Regions from separate parts of the Homo sapiens genome. Here region 1 is linked to region 2. Evidence: read pairs that join two places in POLR2A ChIA-PET (ENCODE). Cell type or tissue: A673. All regions are shown on one strand. Links, peaks and the distances in the headings refer to the core of each region. The heading gives the core; the rest is flanking DNA.

What was found. ChIA-PET counts read pairs that join two places held together with the same protein. Peaks named below come from ENCODE experiments on the same cell type or tissue, not always from the same donor. Only the 100,000 strongest peaks of a DNase experiment are listed, where the experiment ranks them.
Region 1: POLR2A ChIA-PET joins it to region 2 with 5 read pairs; 1 of 35 experiments calls an interaction of 5 or more read pairs at or near these places.

The regions. Positions count from the first base shown.
Region 1 is chr2:141,329,348-141,334,535 of GRCh38, forward strand. The region is part of intron 3 of LRP1B (LDL receptor related protein 1B); the gene reads right to left. Among named protein-coding and RNA genes, the nearest start is that of MIR7157, 750 kb to the left of the region's middle. In A673, for the core only: no CTCF peak of the experiment used is centred there; a DNase peak (open chromatin) is centred at 1,994.
Region 2 is chr2:140,083,432-140,088,619 of GRCh38, forward strand. It overlaps LINC01853 (long intergenic non-protein coding RNA 1853), which reads right to left. Exons shown (of 6, transcript NR_183816.1): 4 at 4,256-4,360; 5 at 1,347-1,507. Among named protein-coding and RNA genes, the nearest start is that of LINC01853, 32 kb to the right of the region's middle. In A673, for the core only: a CTCF peak has its summit at 2,425; a DNase peak (open chromatin) is centred at 2,480.

The DNA of each region.
Region 1 (5,188 bases), core at 407-4,406, 1.2 Mb after region 2:
ATTGTAATCCAGCCTGGGGGACAAGAGCAAAACTCCGTCAAAAAAAAAAAAAAAAGGGAGGCCGAGGCTGGTGGATCCCGAGGTCAGGAGATCGAGACCATCCTGGCCAACACAGTGAAACCCTGTCTCTACTAAAAATACGAAAAATTAGCCGGGTGTGGTGGCGGGCACCTGTAGTCCCAGCTACTCAGGAGGCTGAGGCAGGAGAATGGCGTGAACCTGGGAGGCGGAGCTTGCAGTGAGCCAAGATTGCGCCACTGCGCTCCAGCCTGGGTGACAGAGCGAGACTCTGTCTCAAAAAAAAAAAAAAAAAAAAAACTATCTCTCTCTCTATCTATCTGTTCGAGGCTTAGGGTAAGGATACCAGAAGTCTGACTTCCAGATAAGTGAGGTATCATGAATCGGGATGGAGAAGGAACAAATATCATCTGGATATATGGTTATTCTGAGAGTTCTTGCTTGTTTAAAGTATTTTATTAGAAAAGACAAGATCATGCTGAATCAACTAATATACTGACAAAATATGCTGAATAGAGAAACAGGAGGTTCTCTCTGAATTTGTGTCTACCTACTCTACGCTCAACGCATTTGATTCCTCTCATGGTATTGCACCTGGATTCTATTAATATTTTTCTACAAACTGACTATTATAGATAAAAAAAAAAAGCTTAGCTAAGTGAGGTTATTCTCTATTTTGAATAGTGAGCAAAATGACTAATCATCAACTCTTAAACTCAGGGTTGTGGGCATTATTATGTTACTAAAACATCCATAAATATTTGAAGATTAAACAATGTTTGTTCCAGAATTGCACAAATTTGAACTTAGTACTATAAATAACCAGCATACCTTCACACTGATGTAATCAAATCAAATATGTCAACAGAACTATATGTCCCAATTACATTTTTAAAAATATAAAACTGGACTAATGGGGTTTATACAATTTTCAGTAAGTCATCTTAGAACAAAACAAAACAAATCTGACAATCGATCTCACATGTTAACAACTCATTAACCAGAATGAGGTCATCATAGTATTCTATATGTGTTTCACATGAAAAACTGATACTTTTTATTGAATATAATTTGAAACATTAAAGGAATTCAACATCAACTTTTAGAATAGACATATTGCGTGTTAAAATTTCAAAACTCTGTAATTGATTTATTAGTACACAATAAAACCAGAACAATATCTTGTTCTTTTCCTAACTCCAGATAACATATTTTTGAAAGCTCCTCAAGTCTCCACTCAACTTGTTTGCAAAGCAATGTAATTGTAAGATTCAGTTTTATCAACAAGGATCTGACAATATTAGCCGGTTTCCTGGCAAGGCCAAGAAGGTCTGTAGACCACTTAAAGATAATCAGGGATTCTACTTTTTTGGCTAACAAACTTTTTTTTTTTTTTTTTTTTTTTGAGACAGAGTCTCGCTCCGTCGCCCAGGCTGGAGTGCAGTGGTGCCATCTCGGCTCACTGCAAGCTCCGCCTCCCAGGCTTAGGCCATTCTCCTGCCTCAGTCTCCCAAGTAGCTGGGACTACAGCTGCCGCCCACCACGCCGGGCTAATTTTTTTGGTTGTTATTTTTAGTAGAGACGGAGTTTCACCGTGTTAGCCAAGATGGTCTCGATCTCCTGACCTCGTGATCCGTCCGCCTCGGCCTCCCAAAGTGCTGGGATTACAGGCGTGACAAACCCTATAGTAAGTTCAGGGTTCTACCTAACTATATTCGTGGGTAGCTAAAAGCCAACTTTGCTTTGGCATTGGTGTGAGAGGTGCATTGATGGCTGGTTTAACGTGTAGCCTCTTACCTTCTCTCCTGCCTATCCCTGATCCTTACCTACTGTCAGTCAAGTAGTCAAGTAGTTTCTAAGCAGCAGTATGATGGTAACTGCTAATCTGACTCATCACACTTCCTTAGATCAGGCTGGTAAGGAGACAATGAGCTCAAATGAATTTTAAAAAAGTATTAGTCATAGCACAGGAGACAGCATGAGCTTCTTGCTCAATTCAATTCTCCTTTCCCCTCAAGTCCCATTGGGTTGATATGGAGATGGGAATTGGCAGATGTACATACAGTGTGTCTGTCACAGCTGAGGAGCCATGAGCTCAGGAAACTCTTAATCTTTGTTTCTTTTCTTTCTTTCTTTCCTTCTTTCTTTCTTTCTTTCTCTTTCTTTCTTTCTTTCTTTCTTTCTTTCTTATTTGGGAGGGAGGGGGAATTTCTAATCTTATAAAGAGACTGCAAAAAAATTAAAATTTAAAATTTAAAAAACACTGATCATTCTCCCTTCTGGAGAGAAATATTGTCTTAATAGGAATGTAAACAAATCTTCTCCAGGGAGGATAGGGAGCATTCTTTGTACTGTACTGTAATGTCTTTGGAAAGGGAGATATTAGCCTTTAATATTGAAGAATATAAATAAATCTGAGCAAATTGTCTGTTAAGATTGAGATATGAAGAAATGTGCAAAGTTTATGGAGAATTGTCTCCAAACATCTGTCCCCTTCCCAGACTAATTACCCTTGTTCTACCCCACATCTGCTACTTGTAGCTTCCTAGAATTATTTCATATTGTGATTTCACTTCATCTAGCAAACTTTTATTTATATTTTAAAAATTATCTTAGAGGTCATCCTACTCTGTGAACTCTTCCTAGACAAGCTACTCAGATCTACTTGTTCCACTTCTATATGCTTTTAGCATTTTGCCTATATGCTGATCTTGGCAACTATGGAGCTATTCTGTAATTGTTGATTTTTTTTTTTGTCTTCTCCACTACACTGCAGACTCCTTAAGGACAAATATAACTTCACAGATGCAACTATGTCTACCTATTTCCTAACACAAATCCTGATGACTTGTTACATTAATTAATTTACTTTTCTGAATCTGAGTTTATCTTCTGCAAAATGAGCCTATAACCACCTAGCCTATCATGAAACGTATTTTGTAAAATTTGAATGCAGTCTCATCTTGGAATCTCACTTCTCTTCTCTTGGCTGTATTGGTAATGCTTACTCAATGACCAATTTGCTATGGACATTTTCACCAGTATGTCTCACTGACAGGGATTGCTTCTCCCATATCTAACTGAAAAAAAAAAAAAGCATGAATTTTATATGCATCATCTAAGGCCCCTGACTTTTTTAAAAAATAAAGCATTGTATAAAGTTCATTACCTAGTAGTTTTCAGCTAATATCTGTGTTCTGAAAATGATCAGGAGAATGTTCTCACTGTTCTGGGTTCTGTCTGTTCACAGCATTCTTTTTTTTCTTGAAAATGGATGGGTCAAAGTCATTGCTACTTCTGATGAGTATTTCTTAATCAGGTCACGGTGGCCTTTTTGTTTTTGTTTTGCCTTATTTTTTTATATATATATATATAAAGGAAACTGTTACAGTTACTGCATGTTCCCCTTGAAAGTCTTTTTGTATTCCATATCTGTCTTTTAAAAATGCAAAAAAAAAAAGATTATGTTTCAGGGTACTATAATCACCAAGTCACAGTAAAGTCAGAGATTTACTTCAGATTTTCTCTTTCCATTGCATTCTTTTTGATTCATTAGAAGGCAAATCACCTTGATTTTCATATTGCTTAGCAGCATAATTTGTTTTTCAGCTCTTGGAGTATCTGTGTTTTCCCATAATCTTCACTTTTTTAAAATCTTTTTTTAACATTTTCAAAGTCAACAAAAGCCCACAAATATAACATTTTATTTCTATTTCAGGTTTGTAATGGTATACCCATGAAGACTAATTTTTTACAGTATAAGCATTCATCCTTGAAAACATAACATTCCCAAACACACAAATGACTTTAAGAGCAGCATTTTTCTACAACTGACATTCAGCTTGAGAATCATGGTAGTTACTCAATAGGGGATAAACGCCATGGCACTAAGATAGAAATATTTTATCCTTCTAACTTTGTGGATTAGGATATTTCTAATTTAATGGTAGAATCATTTACCTCATCTAGGCAATCGGAGATTATGATCCCATGATTTACCATATTTCAGCTCCCTTTTTTCTTTTATTAATTGAAAGAACATGGACGCTACTATTGGTAGCCAATAGATGCATCTTTCACTATGTCTTCTTATCATAGTTTTCAAATATTCACAACACAAAATTATTATTAAATAAATAAAAATCATACTGTCCAAGTCCTGATAACAGTAAAAATGGTAGCTCATAATAGTATACTATTTTGTAGTTTACAAATTATGTTTGCTCTTTCAATTTAGGATTCACAGCAGCTATGTAGGTGGGTATCACCACCTCCATCTGAAAATTTTAAAGTGAAACTAAAATAGTTAGATAAATATTTAAAGTCATACAACTATAATTTACTAGGACCAACTTATAAATCCAGATCTTCTGAGTCCAACTGTAGCATTTATTTTATCAACTGCTTTCCTGTGGAGGTTTTGTCTTGTGTTTTATTTTTTGTCATCTAAGAGAATTTTTTATGTATATTCTTTCACATTTTTGCAGAAGTGTCTCAGAGTGTGCATATGTGTATGATATGAGTGTATCAGTGTGTGAATATGTATGCAGGGGATTAAAATGATGACATTCCTGATCTCCTTTTTAAAACCATGGCCTCCATCAGAAATTTATTTTATGTTTTCTTTTTTTCCAAAACTAGGGTCTTAAAGAGGATTTATTATGAAAAGAAAAGTTTGCTGCTAAAATAAAAATTTTAAAGCTCTAATCTAAAAACAATATATTTCTGTCTATCTGTAGCTTCTCTTTTGACATCCCACAGAATGAATGAACATACATGATTACTGAATGATATGGTTTGGCTCTGTGTCCCTAGCCAAATCTCCTGTCCAACTGTAATCCTCAGTGTTGGACGTGGGGCCTGTTGGGAAGTGACTGGATCATGTGGGCAGTTTCTAATGGTTTAAAACCATCCCACCGGGTGCTTTTCTGAAGATATTGAGTTCCCACAAGATACGGTTGTATACACCTGTGTGGCACCTTCCCCACTTCCTCCTGCTCTAGCAATGTAAAGACGTCCACTCCTGCTTTGACTTCTGCCATGAGCTAAAGCTCCCTGCGGCCTTACAGCCATGCTTCCTGTACAGCCTGTAGAACTGTGAGTCACCTGAACCTCTTTTCTTTATAAATTATCCACTTTCAGGTATTTCCTTATAGTAGTGCAAGAACAG
Region 2 (5,188 bases), core at 413-4,412:
GTTTAATTGGCTCATGGTTCTGCAGGCTATACAGGAAGCATAGCAGCATCTGTTTCTGAAGGGCCTGAGGAAGCTTACAATCACTGCTGGAGGCAAAGCAGAAGAATAGGTATCTCATATGGTAAGAACAGGAATGAGAGAGAGTTGGGGGAATGGGGGAGTTGTCACACACTTTTAAATGACCAGATCTCACAAGAGAACTCACTATCAGGAAGGCAGCATGAAGCCATGAGGGATCTGCCCCCATGACCCAAACATTTCCCACCAGACCCCACCTCCAGCATTGGGGATTAAATTCAACATGTGATTTGGGTAGGAACCAATATCCAAACTATATCAGTATAAGAAAAAAATATTGTAGCTTCTCTTTCATTTGCTAGCTTCTCACATTTTTAATTTCTATTTTTAAGAATGTTTTGTGATGAATATTACACCCAAGTTTCTATATATAATTTATAAAGAAATATGCAAATATGAAAGTTACTAAAAATTTTTGTGCTGATAAGAATAAAAAATAAATGTTGCTGATATTTCTTGTTCTATTTCTATTTGGTAAGCAGTATATATTAATGTTTGCAGTTTGACACATATAGATTACATTTTGATTACAATAAGGGAAAGTGTTTTCAGTAATTTGGGTTAAAAGTTTTCCAAATAAGATACAGGTAAAATCAGATGTAAGAGCTATTCTGCATGAAATTGCCAAGTAATTGACAAGGTGAGTTTGTCTGCCCCAGCTGGCTTGTCACATCTACTCTTCTTTCTCTTCCTAGACACAGATAACTATATGCACTGTTTAAAAATTAGAACAATAAATGCAATATTTGTAAACTGGCCTATGATCTCTGACCTCTGGCCAGAATTATGTTTATAGCAGGTTGAGAGCAGAATTGAGACCACAGGTGACCATCCTGGCAAAAAAGTAGGTCACAGACTGAGATGTAAACCTTATTCCTTGATAAGGTAGGGTCAGAAACCAAGTTGGCCACAGAAATACTAATCAGAAAATATTTATATCTGTGGTTGCAGAAGTTACAGGAAATATATCCACACATATACTCTGTTTAGATAAAAATGCATTCTAAATTGGCAACCTGGATAGCTATGTGTGAAAAATAGTTTCTTCCTGAGATAGTTTGGGTTCAGCAATCTCCATGTCTGGAACATTAATCTTTTGCTATGAGACCATCTCTGCTTAGCAAAAATCCATACACTGTAAAAATATATCCTTAAAACTCAATACGATTTAGCATTCAAAGCCTGTGTCTTTCACCTTAGCTTTTGGCTCACCTATTCATTGCAAATAACTTACAAAAGATCATATTTGTACATTTTTGTGAAATTACCTTTTGAAAGGATAACTCAACATGCAACTGGGTGAGAGGCCATCTGAAGATTAAGAGGGAGTCTAGAAGCAGGGCTGGAGAAATGCCCTCCCCTATCAGCAGAAACAGTTCAAACAGCCCCAGGAGGTGGCCTCATGTGTTAGTCAAGAAGACACAGAGCTCTACAAAAGAAAGAAAGAAAACAGGTAGTTGCACCATGGGCTGGCAGAAGATGCCAGTGGCTTATTTTGGACCAGGGGTAGTCCATCTCCATCAGTCAGTCTGGAGAACGCCTTCCCTTCTAAAAATCACATTTCAAAAAAATAATTGGTCACATCATTGGCTGAATATATTTACTGTGCGTAAGTCATCTGGTACTGAGAAGAGGTAGCCAAAGGTTACTGTTTAGAGTCATTTTTTATAGGAAAAATATTTGCTCAAAGGATAATTAAAATAAAAGGAAAGGAAAGAAAGGAAGAAAAGGAAATAAAAAGAAAGATATTTCAAAATCAAATAAATTAATTTCAGCTTACCCTGGAAAATCTAATTTCTTTCGGTAATATTCCTCTCCAGTTACATGAGAGTTGATGATAAATAATTTGGGTGTTTTCATGAAGTATAGCATATCTAATAAGCTTCTGAGTAGTGTCCTAAATTCCTGGAAACACTGTCAAATACTATGTATCACACATGTTAACAAGAGCTTACTTATTCATGTACATATGAATCAGGAAGGTTAGGCAGTCCCTTACAGGATTTTAAGCTTTAAAAATGAAATAAAAAACAACTCAGAACAACACTGAAAAGGCCTGCTCTGGTTGGCCAGTGAGTATCACAAACAAACAAACATTTTTCTTATTGTAACCTCACACAGCACCCCAGTCCACTACTCCAACCTCTTCCTTCTAAGCAGCTGTTCTAGACAGGTGTCCTGGCTGTAACAGTCTTCCTCAGGCAGGATCCCTGTCTAAGACAGGTAAGGACCACAGCCTTACCTGTCTGCACAACCATGTACTCCTCAAAGATAGTTAAAGATCCTCTTATCTATTTCACAGTCTAATTATAAATCCCATTTGCCATCATCAAGTGGTGATTGTAGATTCACCAGTAGAGTTCAGTGTTTCTCTAATAACTATCTAGCTAGGGAAAAGTTTAGTATTCTGATTTCAGCACAGTCAGAAAGAGCAAATATTGAACTCAGCAGCTCAAGTTGAAGAAAAGACATTGCTCTCCTTAATAAATGCTTTTTATTAGTATCAGGCTGTCATTCTTTCTCACAGATACCCTTCTAATCCTTCCTTTTGCACATGGTCTTTTTTCATCATATTATGTTTATCCATGTAGTGAACATGTCTCTCTCCCCTACTTATTAACAGACTCTTTTAGTCAAGCAAGTGATTTCATTCTTTCTTATTACCAGCTTACTGCAAAACACACACATAAACATACACACACAACAGTGCAGACAAATGTTTCTCGCTTAAAAATATATATATATATATATTTAAAATAATTTTGTGAACCCTGCATTTTGATGTTTAATTTGATTCCATTCCTGATATTCAGACTTACGAACTTTCTTTTTTTCAGGTTCTACCATTTTCTTGTTGTTAGGAAGTAGCTTGGACAAGTTCACGCAGAGGAAAGAATCAGGCTTTCTGTTTCTATGGTCCTTCTCTCCTTCACATTCTGACTGGACATGTGACCTTGACATTTCTCACTGCTCAGTGATTCCAGATCTCCTACAGAAAAGTTTTGCTCCTACTAATTCTGTTTCTAGAAAGTACATCAATACTTTATTCCAAATCAGACACTCTCCATAATATACTAATAGCATTCATTTAGACCTTAAACCCAAATCTAACCAAGAATTTTGCACAGCATCATCTGGAAATAACAGTTTCTCATCTAACTAGATGTGTTTGTAATTAGACAGCCCAGATATACATAGCATTAAATGATAAGGAGAGTAGAGAGGAGACTTCAGATTTAAGTGTGTTGTTTCATTCAGAATTCTTGATATGTTGCTAATAATTTAAATGTGCTTCACATGCATGGAATGACATTAAGTCTATCACTCTATCATCACCAAATATAAATGATCAAATGGTGATGATTTATCTACTACTGCTAATCTTTTATTCCATGTATCATTTATTTTAAAGGTTTTTAAAATATAAAGTAACAAATATTCTTGCATAAAGCTCACAGTGACATCATAGAAAAAAGTTGGCAAGGAGATATTTAATACACCTCAGTATGGTATTTGTATTGATGAGTACCCACTTTGAGTCCAGAATATCTGCTCTTATATCCTAACCTCACTGGTTGGATTAAATTTCAGACATACAGCTCTGTCAGCCTTCATAGTCACAATAGAAGTATTCGTATTTAAAATTCAAGAAATTTCTGGCAACCAATATGAACAGATTGCTAATTTTTTTTACCCCCAAGGAATTTGCATTATTCATATGTTATGTTAAAAAGTATGATTTTCAGTCATCTATTTTCTGTTCTCATTTGCTAGTGTTAATAGATACAATGTTATTTGTTTATTTTGTGAGTTTATTTCCAACAAGGAACAGCTTTCTCACATTTCTCCATTAAATAGGAATAGCAGAACATACAGTCATATTTCATACTGTGATAGGCAACTTTAATGGTCATCTGCTTTATCTGATCAACATGGTCTGGCACATGTATCTGCCCTGAATAATGTGCTATAACTAACAGAGAAAGATCTAATCCCCAAACCCACTTCACTGGGTGATGAACAGTTTCCCCTTCTCCAATATTGTGCTTTAATCTGACACCTGGGAACTTCATCAATTTTTTCCAAAGCCATACCATTTTTTTTCTTACTTTCCAGAAGATAGTAAATAGGGTTGTGAAATTAGTATTGCTCCAGGTCCCCATATTTTGTTACTCACCAACAATGTGTCTTCAGGCAATTCACTTACTTAGTCTCTCTGAGCCCAGATCTTCATACCTGGACTGTGTATGATGATATCTGCTGTATGAATTGATGGTGAAGTCTAAAAAGAAAATATATGAAAGTAATTTATAAAATGCTAAGTGACATATATATATATATATATATATATATATGCAATTCAAGTAGGTAAAAAATATTGTATGAGTATGTCACTTATCTAGAGAGATCTTTAAGATTCTATCTTGGAACACAACAGGAACTGGGAGAATATCCCTTGCCTACGGCCAGCAAATTCGAGAACATCGAAACTCATGCATTCTGGTCATAAGAACCTGTGCACAAACCTGGGGTGGCTGAGGAGCATGAAAAATGAATTACAAAGTCAATCTGTATGAATCAAAATAGAAAGGAAAGTGGACATATGAACTAGTGGTAATTCATGTAGGAAAACAGAAAATGGGTTGAGAAAATAAAGCCAAAATTTTTAAAATTGTGAAATGAGAACTGGGAGAAATTAATTTCCAGGAGAACAGACAGTTGTAAAATTGCTAGTACTGTGTCAGCAATGTAGAACAACAGATGTTTTAAATTCCTGGGCTTCTGTTTTGAAAGCTGGTGGTACTTGCTACTTAAGTGGCACTATGGCCTTGAGATGGCGTTCATAAGCAGCCTTTTCTGAAGCATCTCAGATGCTGACCCTATGAGCTTGAGCAATCAGTCACACTCTGTACCAAATGGTGGCCTTTGAATATTGTGTTCTGGCATGTGCTCTCCTTTCCTCCCTGCTCCATTCCTTCCTCACTCTTGCCCCCTGGGACTGCATGCACTAAAAATGTAGCAGCAGATTTAAAAAATGTAACCATATGATTTCACTGGGGAACCTTACCTAAGAGAGTGAATATGAGGGAAAGGATAGGGTTCTTCCAGG